Linked DNA regions of Homo sapiens: all the other regions are linked to region 1. The links are chromatin contacts, found by Hi-C or POLR2A ChIA-PET in ENCODE. All regions are on one chromosome and are shown on one strand. The core of a region is the stretch at or near the end of the contact, and the rest is flanking DNA. Distances in the headings are between cores, read along the strand shown.

Evidence for each region. Hi-C counts contacts between places; a loop is a spot of excess contacts on that map. ChIA-PET counts read pairs that join two places held with the same protein, here RNA polymerase II (POLR2A). Pooled maps may share reads with other maps.
Region 2: a pooled map shows a loop between it and region 1 (1.8-fold over the local background). The contact joins two enhancer-like sites. A Hi-C loop is called at or near these places in 2 of 168 maps with a recorded cell type or tissue (breast epithelium and endothelial cell of hepatic sinusoid), 4 of 37 single-sample maps with no recorded cell type and 6 of 50 pooled maps. POLR2A ChIA-PET finds 5 or more read pairs at or near these places in 9 of 52 experiments (Caco-2, GM12878, H1 and 6 more).
Region 3: a map of B cell shows a loop between it and region 1 (2.2-fold over the local background). The contact joins two enhancer-like sites. A Hi-C loop is called at or near these places in 6 of 168 maps with a recorded cell type or tissue (B cell, breast epithelium, endothelial cell of hepatic sinusoid and 3 more), 2 of 37 single-sample maps with no recorded cell type and 4 of 50 pooled maps. POLR2A ChIA-PET finds 5 or more read pairs at or near these places in 7 of 52 experiments (A673, BJ, CD8-positive, alpha-beta memory T cell and 4 more).

The regions. Positions count from the first base shown.
Region 1 is chr6:15,402,355-15,405,764 of GRCh38, reverse strand. All of the region lies in intron 2 of JARID2 (jumonji and AT-rich interaction domain containing 2), which reads right to left. Among named protein-coding and RNA genes, the nearest start is that of DTNBP1-AS1, 140 kb to the left of the region's middle. RefSeq lists enhancers at 713-1,403, 1,473-1,767, 2,627-3,127. Within about 2 kb of position 1,669, at least 6 of the 41 ENCODE cell types and tissues checked have a DNase peak (open chromatin) inside an H3K27ac peak, as active enhancers do; they include GM12878, where a contact is called at or near this core.
Region 2 is chr6:15,339,147-15,342,556 of GRCh38, reverse strand. All of the region lies in intron 1 of JARID2 (jumonji and AT-rich interaction domain containing 2), which reads right to left. Among named protein-coding and RNA genes, the nearest start is that of JARID2-AS1, 92 kb to the right of the region's middle. Within about 2 kb of position 1,761, at least 5 of the 41 ENCODE cell types and tissues checked have a DNase peak (open chromatin) inside an H3K27ac peak, as active enhancers do.
Region 3 is chr6:15,363,941-15,367,350 of GRCh38, reverse strand. All of the region lies in intron 1 of JARID2 (jumonji and AT-rich interaction domain containing 2), which reads right to left. Among named protein-coding and RNA genes, the nearest start is that of JARID2-AS1, 120 kb to the right of the region's middle. RefSeq lists an enhancer at 3,256-3,410. Within about 2 kb of position 1,875, at least 11 of the 41 ENCODE cell types and tissues checked have a DNase peak (open chromatin) inside an H3K27ac peak, as active enhancers do; they include GM12878, where a contact is called at or near this core.

The DNA of each region.
Region 1 (3,410 bases), core at 420-2,919:
AAATTATTATTTTTAGTCAACGAGAAATAATGAAATGGCATCCCCTCCTTCACACACTCAAACCGTTTTTATTTTTCCAACCCCCTCCCCCACCCCGACCAACACAAACCTTTGTTGGGGAGAGGAGGTTAAACAGAGGAAATTGAATGAATGGCCCAAAGAGTCAGTCTATCCCATTAGCATTTGTTCTCCTCTATTAATATTCAGTAGGTTGAACTTAAATTAAACCATGTCTATTGTCTTTCACAAAAGCAATAAATATGAGCTGAAAATTGTAAATCATTGCAGTAAAGGCAGCTTGGTTACTGTGCCTGCAACCTCAGCTAGTCACCATCAGCTGACGGGAGAAGTGCGTCTGGGATCCAAGACCATTTAGCCACAAGGCAGTGTCCATTTGTGCAGCCGAGAACTCTAAAGAAATTGAACACAACAGAACCCTGCCATCAGCAGCTCTGCACATTCAGGAGCTTTTCACCGCATCTCCCAAATTAGCAAGAAATGAAAAGACCGCACAAAACAATACAACAAAACAGGCTTCTGAGTCTGGAACAGCAGCATCAAAATGGAATAGGAATTCCTGTTGTTCTTGGTAACTGGAGACACTAGTGTATGGCTATCTCCCTCTTGCCTTATATGATGGGCGTTGGGAAAATTGAAACACAAATTAGGCCAAAGATTCCTTTAGCTGAAGGAACTTCTAAAGCAACCAATGAGAACGACAGATTTCAGAACACAAATGTATGGACAGAAGACAACTCTTTTCTAATATCTGGAAAAAAAAAGGGACTAGAGCATGTAGTCTGTATCATTTTATGATGTTTTAGACACAAAGAAGTTTTACCAGTCCTCTCTCATTAGCTACACATACATGACAATAGAAAACTAAAGGAAAAGCCAATGGCTCTATTCCACAAAAGCAGTGCCCCAAAACAAGGGTTAAAAAGAAAGGAAAAACAAGGAGGGCTTTGAGGCTGTTCCAGGGCTTCTAAAACATCTGGAGCACACCAAAGTCATTAGCATATTAGGGTGACTCAATGTATTTAGCTTTGTTGTAGAAAAGATGCACAAAAGGTAATTCTGTATTATAGAGCCAATGCCGTCTGTCACCCTGTCACTGTGAGACAAGGTTATCACATTACATATCAAACAGTCAAGCATCCAAAGACAGCTTTCATTTTCAGCAGCAATTTCTGTGTGTGTGTGTGTGTGTGTGTGTGTGTGTGTGTGTGTGTGTGTGTGTGTGTGCACTTTAAGATGATAGAAAAATTATAAAAGCAGCCCCCATGGCTGAGGTAGGGCCCTCTCTGAGGTCATCAGAATGCATGGTTTGCTGCCATTGATAGTGAAAAATAAATGTTATGTTCACTCAAGTTTTGCAAAGAGAAAAAAAAATGAATTGCTTTTTAAGCAGGGTAGGCATTCCGATGCCAGGGCAGATTTGGCTTTGGGCCTGCTTGGCATGGTCAATATGAACATGGAGTTTGCCCATCACTGTACACATGCAGGTCAGCATGTGAAGCTTCCAATGGAGCACAGAGCTCCAGGGAGAGGGGCGAGCAGGGCACAGGGTCTGCAGAGCACAGCCCAGGCTTGTCCACTGACTTGCTCACCAGATCAACACACTGGTGTGACTGAGAACAAATGCCAAGTCATGAGGCAGGATGTCGGTGGCACACTTGTGGTCAACGAGGCACAAATGAAAGTGGTTTCATACCTCGGCTTATGGAAAATAATTATCCCTTTCCCTTATGAGACCAGCCCCTGAGCCGACTAGGGCTCCCCTTTGTCTACTGTCAAATCAGCTATGGAGATTTCCCATTCCGGTCAAGAAAAGACAATCCAAAAACACCCCCACCCATCACTACTTAAAACAGTCCCAAGATTTGGAGGCAGGAATGGGGAGGATGAATAGGTGGACGCGGGGGACATATTTTTGTTATATTTAACCCCTGCAAAAACAGATGTAAATACTGATTTGTAAATCAACAATCTCACAAGAGCTCTCTCACCACCACCAGAATCCGCCCCCACGACACACCTTCAACAATCTACACCTCTTTTGCATGCACAATTTTTTGAGAAAGCGTTAGATACTAAGACCTGACACAGTGTTCATTATTAACATGGAAAAGTTGGGTCACTGGGTAGATAAGGAAAATGTCTGACTCTATCCTTTTTTTCCTATTTCAGAAACAAGTAAATGACTCTTTGAGAAAGATAGGACCCTGGGCCCCAGAAGGCAATAAACGCCTTGAGCTACAAAGGAACAAACCCAGCAGATATCTCCTATTTCCTCAGAGGAAGAGGTAAGCAGAACACTGCTACTACTAGAATGGGCCCCATTCTGGCTCTCTAGACCCCAAATGAGTAAGAACCACCAAAAGACAAAAGATCTCCCCTTCGTACATCCTAACCAACAATCCCAGGGGGACAGAAAACACTGCTCACTGAAAGGCTCCAACAAAAATAAATAAAAATAGACAACAAGGCTGACAGTTTAACTTTATTCAACACAAAACCTCTCACAAAAACAAAGAGCCGTGATCTTCATGAAAGATTTCCCAAACAGACCAGAAGCTATTTAAACTCTGATGATCACCACTGTGAACATAAATGTACTGCTCATTTTGGCACAACTCCCTGTTACTTCTTTGGGGCAAGGGCTCATCCTCCCCACTCTCTTCCCCTCTTCACTCCTTCTTCATCCTTAATATGACCTTTATAACAATCAGAACAAGTACAGTACCTAGAATAATAATAATGACTGAATTATAAACACCCACGATGCTCTACAATCGGCAGTTCTAGTTTTGTGTCCAATCCCATGACTACTCTATCCCAGGCCGTAACTGCTCTGGGTCCACACTTCATTTCAACACCCTTTTAATTTTACACTGACAACCCAGTCAAACACACACCCACCAGACAACCCAGTTATAAATACGCACCAAAATATAAATCCCTGGAATCCCCTAGGATATGCAACTCGAGCTTCTATCAGCTCATGAAAAGAATTCCACACCACAGAGGGCCCAGAACTGACCACCTCCAAGGTCAAAAGCCGCCTACAGAAGAAAACTGACTCAAGGCGACAGTGGGCTTAGGCTGATGTGTAACCATGAGCGGCAGAACAATGGCATCACTGCAGAGCAAGGGAACTCAGTCACATGAAGGAGACGGAAACACAAGGGCATTTTTTTTTGAGATTTTTTCTAAGACAGATAAATGGGCCCAACATGTGGAAAGTCTTGTGTTCAGATAAACTAACAGGCCCAAATTTGATTTCTCATCTCACAGAATTTGCACTTCTCAAAGGGAGATGTCCATGAACACAGCATGTTCACAGATAGCTAATGATATTCTTCTACCTTCAAGTAATTACAAGTGTGTATGTACTTAGGTCTCTAAAG
Region 2 (3,410 bases), core at 512-3,011, 63 kb after region 1:
TGTTACTTTCAACAGCACAGAATTAGATCAAACTAATTCTAATTAGTTTGAATTAGATACCCCAATGCTAGGTAGGTGCTAATAAATTCTAGGAGGCAATGCAGGACAGTGACTGGGCTGACAAACCTGGAGCATCCAACCACCCTAGTTGGACAGTATTTAGTGTCTGCTCTGCCCCAGGTTTCCACCCTTGTGGGGGTAGTCCCAGAGGCTAAATGGGCACAATGGGTGGGGAGAGGGATCACACTGCATACTGCCTGGGAGACAATAGATGTTTACAGTAAGTCGCACAGAGGCCAAGTGGAGAGATTGTGGCGATTCAACTCAGCTGCCCAGTGGAACATTCTCCACCCAATTACAAGGAAAGATGCAGAAAATTATTTAAAAGCCAGACTTTGAGAGACTGAGCATGTGCAATGCTGCTCCGGGGATTGTTTCTGTTTTGTTTCTCGATGTTTTACCCAACTTGGTGAAGAAAAAGAAAAGAAAAATGGATACCACAAAATGGTAATAATTATCACTGTGTGGTATAAATGCTGTCCCCCCCCTTTTTATTTTAGCAGAAAGCCCAAATGTTCTAAGATAAAAATATATTGCTCTTGTAAATCAAATACAAAATAGGGTATGGAACTGTACTCAACAGGACTTAAATAGGATTGAAATAATGAAAGAATATTCACTCTTCTTTCTACAGTTTGAGTCATGATCAGTATCACACACCCTCCCATAATATTAAACTATGTCATTTCATTTGTTTAAACATTTATTGAGTCTATCAATGCAGATACTATGTCATCTTGCCCTTAAGCGGGCACTACTCTAAACTCTGCCTTTCATCGATTTCTCTTTGCCATTTACTAACAATAAAGACTAAACCCACAATAGGTGGCAAACTTACTTGGCACCTCTTCAGTCACTGCTAGAGTACAGTATTACCCCCCACCAAGAAATTTTATATACAAATATAAATTATTCTGATGACAAAACAGAAGGTCCAGTCAATGAAGTGTGGGAAGCCTTGTTGAAGCATGACTCAGTACCTATAATATGGCAGGGTCATGACGGGTAGGCAAGGTTGCTGGCACATGCCTATCTTACCCTGGAGGCTGGGGCCTGCCCTAGAAACTTTGTCTACTTTCCTGTGTGTTGCAGAGAAGCTGAAAGCCCCTCTGCTTCTAGACCTTACATTTGCTGTTTCCAAGTAAAATCATAAGTATACATAAGAAAACTTTTTAAATATCTTCCACTCAAATGTGGAAGAGTAAAAAAGAACATATGGGAGGGAAAAACATTTATGTAAACAGTAGGTACATGAAGCAAGAAAAAATGGGCTGGGCAGCAGGCATTATTTCTGCATGAATTTTTTATACTTTTCCATCAGCTAGGAAACATCTCAAAACTGCACAGAAGAACCCATCAAAAAATTTTATGTAACAGTGAAAATAACACTTTTTCTAACATCACATGGGCAGGAAGGAGAGCGTGGGTATAAAAGAAAAGACTTCCTTTTGAATACAGTCTCTTTTGTTTCACTTCTTTTTAAAAGAGATAACTGTCCTTGGATATAGAAAGTGTATTAGCACCGCTTCCTGCTTCGAGGTGGTCAGGTCTTTGACCAGGTTTAAATTACTATGCAGAGAAAGACTCATCCCTTCCCAAGACACAGCTTGGAGGCAAACATCGTAATCCCATAGCTGACTTCAGGACTTCAGATAGGTCATAAGGCCAACTGAGTGTTATCTAAAACTATCTTACATTCACACTCACATTTTTCCCACTAAAGAGGAACGAGACACATTTCTGACCAGCAAACGACCAAGTAGGATTGAAATAAAGATCACGGCCTCAGCTTCATAAATCTAACTCTACCATCATGGCTATAAATGGGGCACAATACAGAACACCAGCAGGGCTCCTAAGTCCTAGGAATGAATGAATAAAAGTCTGCCCCAATATATTGTTTCATATATATCACCTCATGGGTTTCTCCAATATCCATCCACTACAAAGACCAGCCAAAGCAAGATGAGAGTAGTCTTTATAAACCTGAAGGTTGGCATATCTAGTCAAGGAATCACAACTACTTTTCATTAGCACCAAACTGGTTGTTCATAACTACTCCCAGGTAGTAAAATCCACACCCAACTAATGACAAAGTATCAAAAGTACAATGATGTCGCACAAGTCACAGATTGAGAATCAGGCTCAGAAATCAGCCCATTATTGTACCTGCTGTATGACCTCACTGGACATCAGCTTCCTTCATTTGTAAAGTAAGAATGAAAGAAGGTGCACACAAATTGGAAAGGCCATGCTCAGCACTTCAAAGGCACCCCAAATTACTTGGCCCTTGTTCTTTAATAACTTTATAGACACAGCCCATTAGAACATGGCATCTGAGGCCGGGTGCAGTGGACAAAAATACAAATGTCAGTCGGGCATGGTGGCATGCACCTGTAATCCCAGCTACTGAGGAGGCTGAGGTGGGAGAATTGCATGAACCCGGGAGTCAGAGGTTGCAGTGAGACAAGATCACACCACTGCACTGCAGCCTGGGCAGCAAGGCAAGACTCCAATTCAAAAAAAAAAAATTAATGCCAAAGATCATAGAGATAAGAAGTGAAATATACTAACAGCAACATTGTCCTCTGAGTTTTTTCTCCCTGGTGAAAGAAATGAAACCTTGTATGGGAGCAGATAAACTTTAGAAGAGAGCTAACTGGGCCAGGCATGGTGGCTCACGCCTGTAATCCCACCACTTTGGGAGGCCGACGAGGGCACATCACCTGAGGTTGGGAGTTCGAGACCAGCCTGACCAACATGGTGAAACCCTGTCTCCACTAAAAATACAAAATTAGCTGGGTGTGGAGGCACATGCCTGTAATCCCAGCTACTCAGGAGGCTGAGGCAGGAGAATCGCTTGAACCCAGGAGGCAGAGGTTGCGGTGAGCCGAGATCGCACCATTGCACTCCGGCCTGGGTAACAAGAGCGAAACTCTCTTAAGGAAAAAAAAAAAAGCAGGGCGGGTGGGGCGGGAGAGATAACTGTTCTTGCCCTATCTTTAGCAGTTAAGAGGTGCACCCTGGGAATACCTGCATCTTCTCTCTTTTTTATAAGAGACTGAGGTAGCCACTTTCCAGAGGTCCTCTAATGTAATTTCTGGTCCCAGGGCCAGTTTTTGCAACTTCCTCCTGATATCAGGGGCTGCCTGAGTAATATATTTATCCTTTAGGATTAGCTGTCCCTTGGCTGAATCAGGAGATAGGGAGGTGTGCTTTACTAAGGCCTCTCTTAGCCTTTCCAGGGAGGCAGTGGGATTTTCTCCAAATCCCTGGTCAATCATGGACAACTTAGTATAATTGAGAGGCCCGGTCCTAGTTCTAGGTAAGCCTTCCATTATGCACACCTG
Region 3 (3,410 bases), core at 626-3,125, 39 kb after region 1:
TTGTTCATACCTTGGTTTTTATTATGGTTTCAAATTCAGGCCATCTTGATTTGGGAGAAGGAAACAAAGATGAAAAAGCATGGGTTAAAGGAAAACACATTTCTGATCAATTAAAAATCAATTTTCTGACAATTACATCTATTTAAAAATGGAAGACAGTTAATTTCCTATCACTTGCAGGCAAACTACCTTAGACACTCATGCTTCACAGGTAGAGTGGTCAAGTCATTTATTACCCAAATCAAGGGCACTGGTAGTAACGACAGGGAAATACCTCGTGGAAACTGGGTCATGGGTCAACCAACTCTACCAGGCCCCTTCCAGGAAATCTGAATCAATTAAAAACAAACCAAAAAAAGCCTACAATGACACAAAGACTTTTTTTTTAACCATATCTCCAAAAAGAAATAAAGCCACTACAATAAATATTATAAAACAAATATAACATAGACATAGCAGGATTGTAAGTGTGACACACATCTGTTCTAAAGTTGGAATTCAGACCCCCCACCAATGTTTTAAATAACAACCTGGTGATAAAGAGGCAGAAGGTGGCAACCTAGGTGCACTTACGGAAGGTGCTGCAAAAAAACAATCCTGCTTCCACTGGGCAGGGGCACAGGACATCAAAGGCTCTTCACAACCCCTAGTACCTAAAACCAACTGAAATGCAGAAATCGCCTTCGAATTGATGGGGCCATAGGAGACCAAGGAAAGGAGCACTCAGGATCACAGGCAGGAAGATCTCCTAACACAGAGCCTCTTTATTAAAATTCACAGAAATGCTAAGACATGGCAATTGGAGTTGCCAACCCCACCCCCCACCCCCCCCGCCCCCCCCGCCCCCCACCCACATATAGAGATCGCTAGAGCTCTACAGGTGGAGGGATGTGGCTACTTTCAAAAAGAAAAAGAAGTGCTTTTCCTGACTCCAATGCCCAAAGGACCAACATGCAATGTCATATCATGGGATTAAGGATGGTGGATCTGAACAACAGCCGTACAGAGCTGAATAGCAAATGAAAAAAAACATTCTAAAAAACTAGGCCCATGGACAAGGAAAGGATTGATTGCTATTTCCTCCTCCCAAGGATAAATGACTGGAATCCTGTACATGAATGCCTTTTATTTTCAGAACGTGTTTCTCATATACCTGCTGTTAAATCACCCTACTTGAAACAACTTGTGGCTGCCTGATATGCCAAACCTGTTCCAGCAACACTTTGAGAGAAAAACGAAAGCACCAAATAAAAAATTGGGAGGGAATGTTGATTCTTCCCACAGATTAAGTGTAAACAAAAATGGGGTTGGGGGTGATGAAGGAAAATGAGAAAGGTACAACTTCAACTTTGTCTAAAATAACCTTTTCTTCCCTTTTAACAAAGTAACAGTAGTACTAATAATTTCCAATTGATTTAATTCCAAAAAAAAAAAGTAGTCTGTCAATATTCAAATAAAGTGAAGCCTGAGTAACATTCACAACTGGAAATAAGGGGCCAGGAAACATCTTGAGAGAAGAAACTTACTTACTGAACTTGTGAATGATGTTCCCTTGCCTAGGGTTTAAATTAAAAGCACTTCAAAGCAGCAAATTTCTTCAGACAGACATGCTTCCCAGGTTAGGGTAAACGGCCTGAAAATGCTTCTGCAAGGAGAGTTTTACTTCTTCCAAACTCCCATTAAATAATGTGTACTTATCTTTGATTACTGCCTATTTAAAAAAAAAAAAAGCTGCAGCTGAAATTGGATTAAGAACTTCTGCTGAAAACGATTTATTGCATAACACAACTCTGACAGGCTGAATCTCCGGCCACCAACTGAGCCTTTATAAAAATCTGCTGGGCAGCTGCCAAGTCAGCTCTTTTGCGTCTGAGCATGTCAGACATCCGCCGTCGTCAAGGCAGCAGCATGGCAGCAAGACGTCCGCACGCTCATGGTTAAAGGGTGCAGTCAGGGAACAGAGCAGCCAGAACCACGCAACACGGCATTAAAACCTCCTGCAGTGCTGGATCTGACGGTTCGCTTTTTCAATGTAATCAAAAAAGACCCAAGATCTACAGCAGGATTATCTTCCAGCATCTAACAGACACCTGGATTGTCAATGTACCTTCACTGATGGAGTGGTGGCGAGGAAATCAAATTACAAATAAATTATTGGCCAGTGTCTTCAAAAATCAAATCAAATAAATAGTTCAATATCACCAATGCCAGTGTGCAACTATATATGACTTCACTTTGGGAATTTATGTTACTAGAATTTCCTTGGGAATTTATGTTAATTTATTTACAAAGAAATTCTAATATTTGGATCTTTTAATCACTAATGCCTTTTTATGTTCATTATGATATACCCCCAAAAAATCCCCAAATGCCACATTCTAATCTGCACCGTCTAATACAGTAGCCACTAGTCACATGTAAGTACTTATAATTAACTCAATTAAAATTTAAAATTAAGGTCCTTGAGTCATGCTGGTCACATTTCAGTTACTCAATGGCCACAATCCGACCACCTGTCAATGGACAACACAGCTACAGAACGGTTCTGTCATCACAAGAAGTTCTTTTGGACAGCACTGACATATCTGCATTAAATTGGATAGGGTTTCAATTGACATTGCGTGTTACGTGATAGTGCATTTTACTACGTCCCTGAGAGTCTTATGTGCCTTATGTGTTACTCCATTTACCAAGAAAACTGTGGGAGATAAGAAATCTTTTACAAGAAAATTAGAGTCTAAAGCAGGCAAGAACTATTCAAAGTGCAGACATCCACTCATACAACTCTCCAGGTTGGAAGTGGTTCCAGTCCTGTGGGGCACATCTGGCCTCTAGGGGTTTTGCAGGAAACCCCTCTTGCAGGAAACATCCTGAAGATGAAGTAAAGTCTGTCTGCAAAGCCTTGAAGACACACTGCTTTCCTACACCTTCAAATCCTTTTCTAAGGAAATCACTACAAAATAAAGCCTCCGGGATTGAGGCCAGACAAAAACCAGTCCTATCCACCAGCCAGTCTCCAAGTACCCACAGGGTGGCCAAAACAGGCTTGATTTGATTCATGGTTGCCCCTTACTGACAGGGCTGGTTAGAATTACGGCCCTGTGGGTGATGGAAAGGAGTTAGTGCTGCTGTTTCTTCCACCAGGACCCAGGACACTGCTGGGGGATCATTTTATGAGATCAATCAATGCCTGACTGACTCGCTGGCTTTTTTGGTTGAACAATAACTACCCCACCCGAACCCCAGCAAGGAAATAAACAGAAGTATACGTATATTGTCACAAGACTGGTTATCTCTGGTCATGTTATATTACAAACCACCAGTTTATTTTTGTCTATCTCATGCAAATTTCCACACTAACAGAAAGTCTACAAATAAACTCTGTCCTTGGACTTAACATAAACTGACAT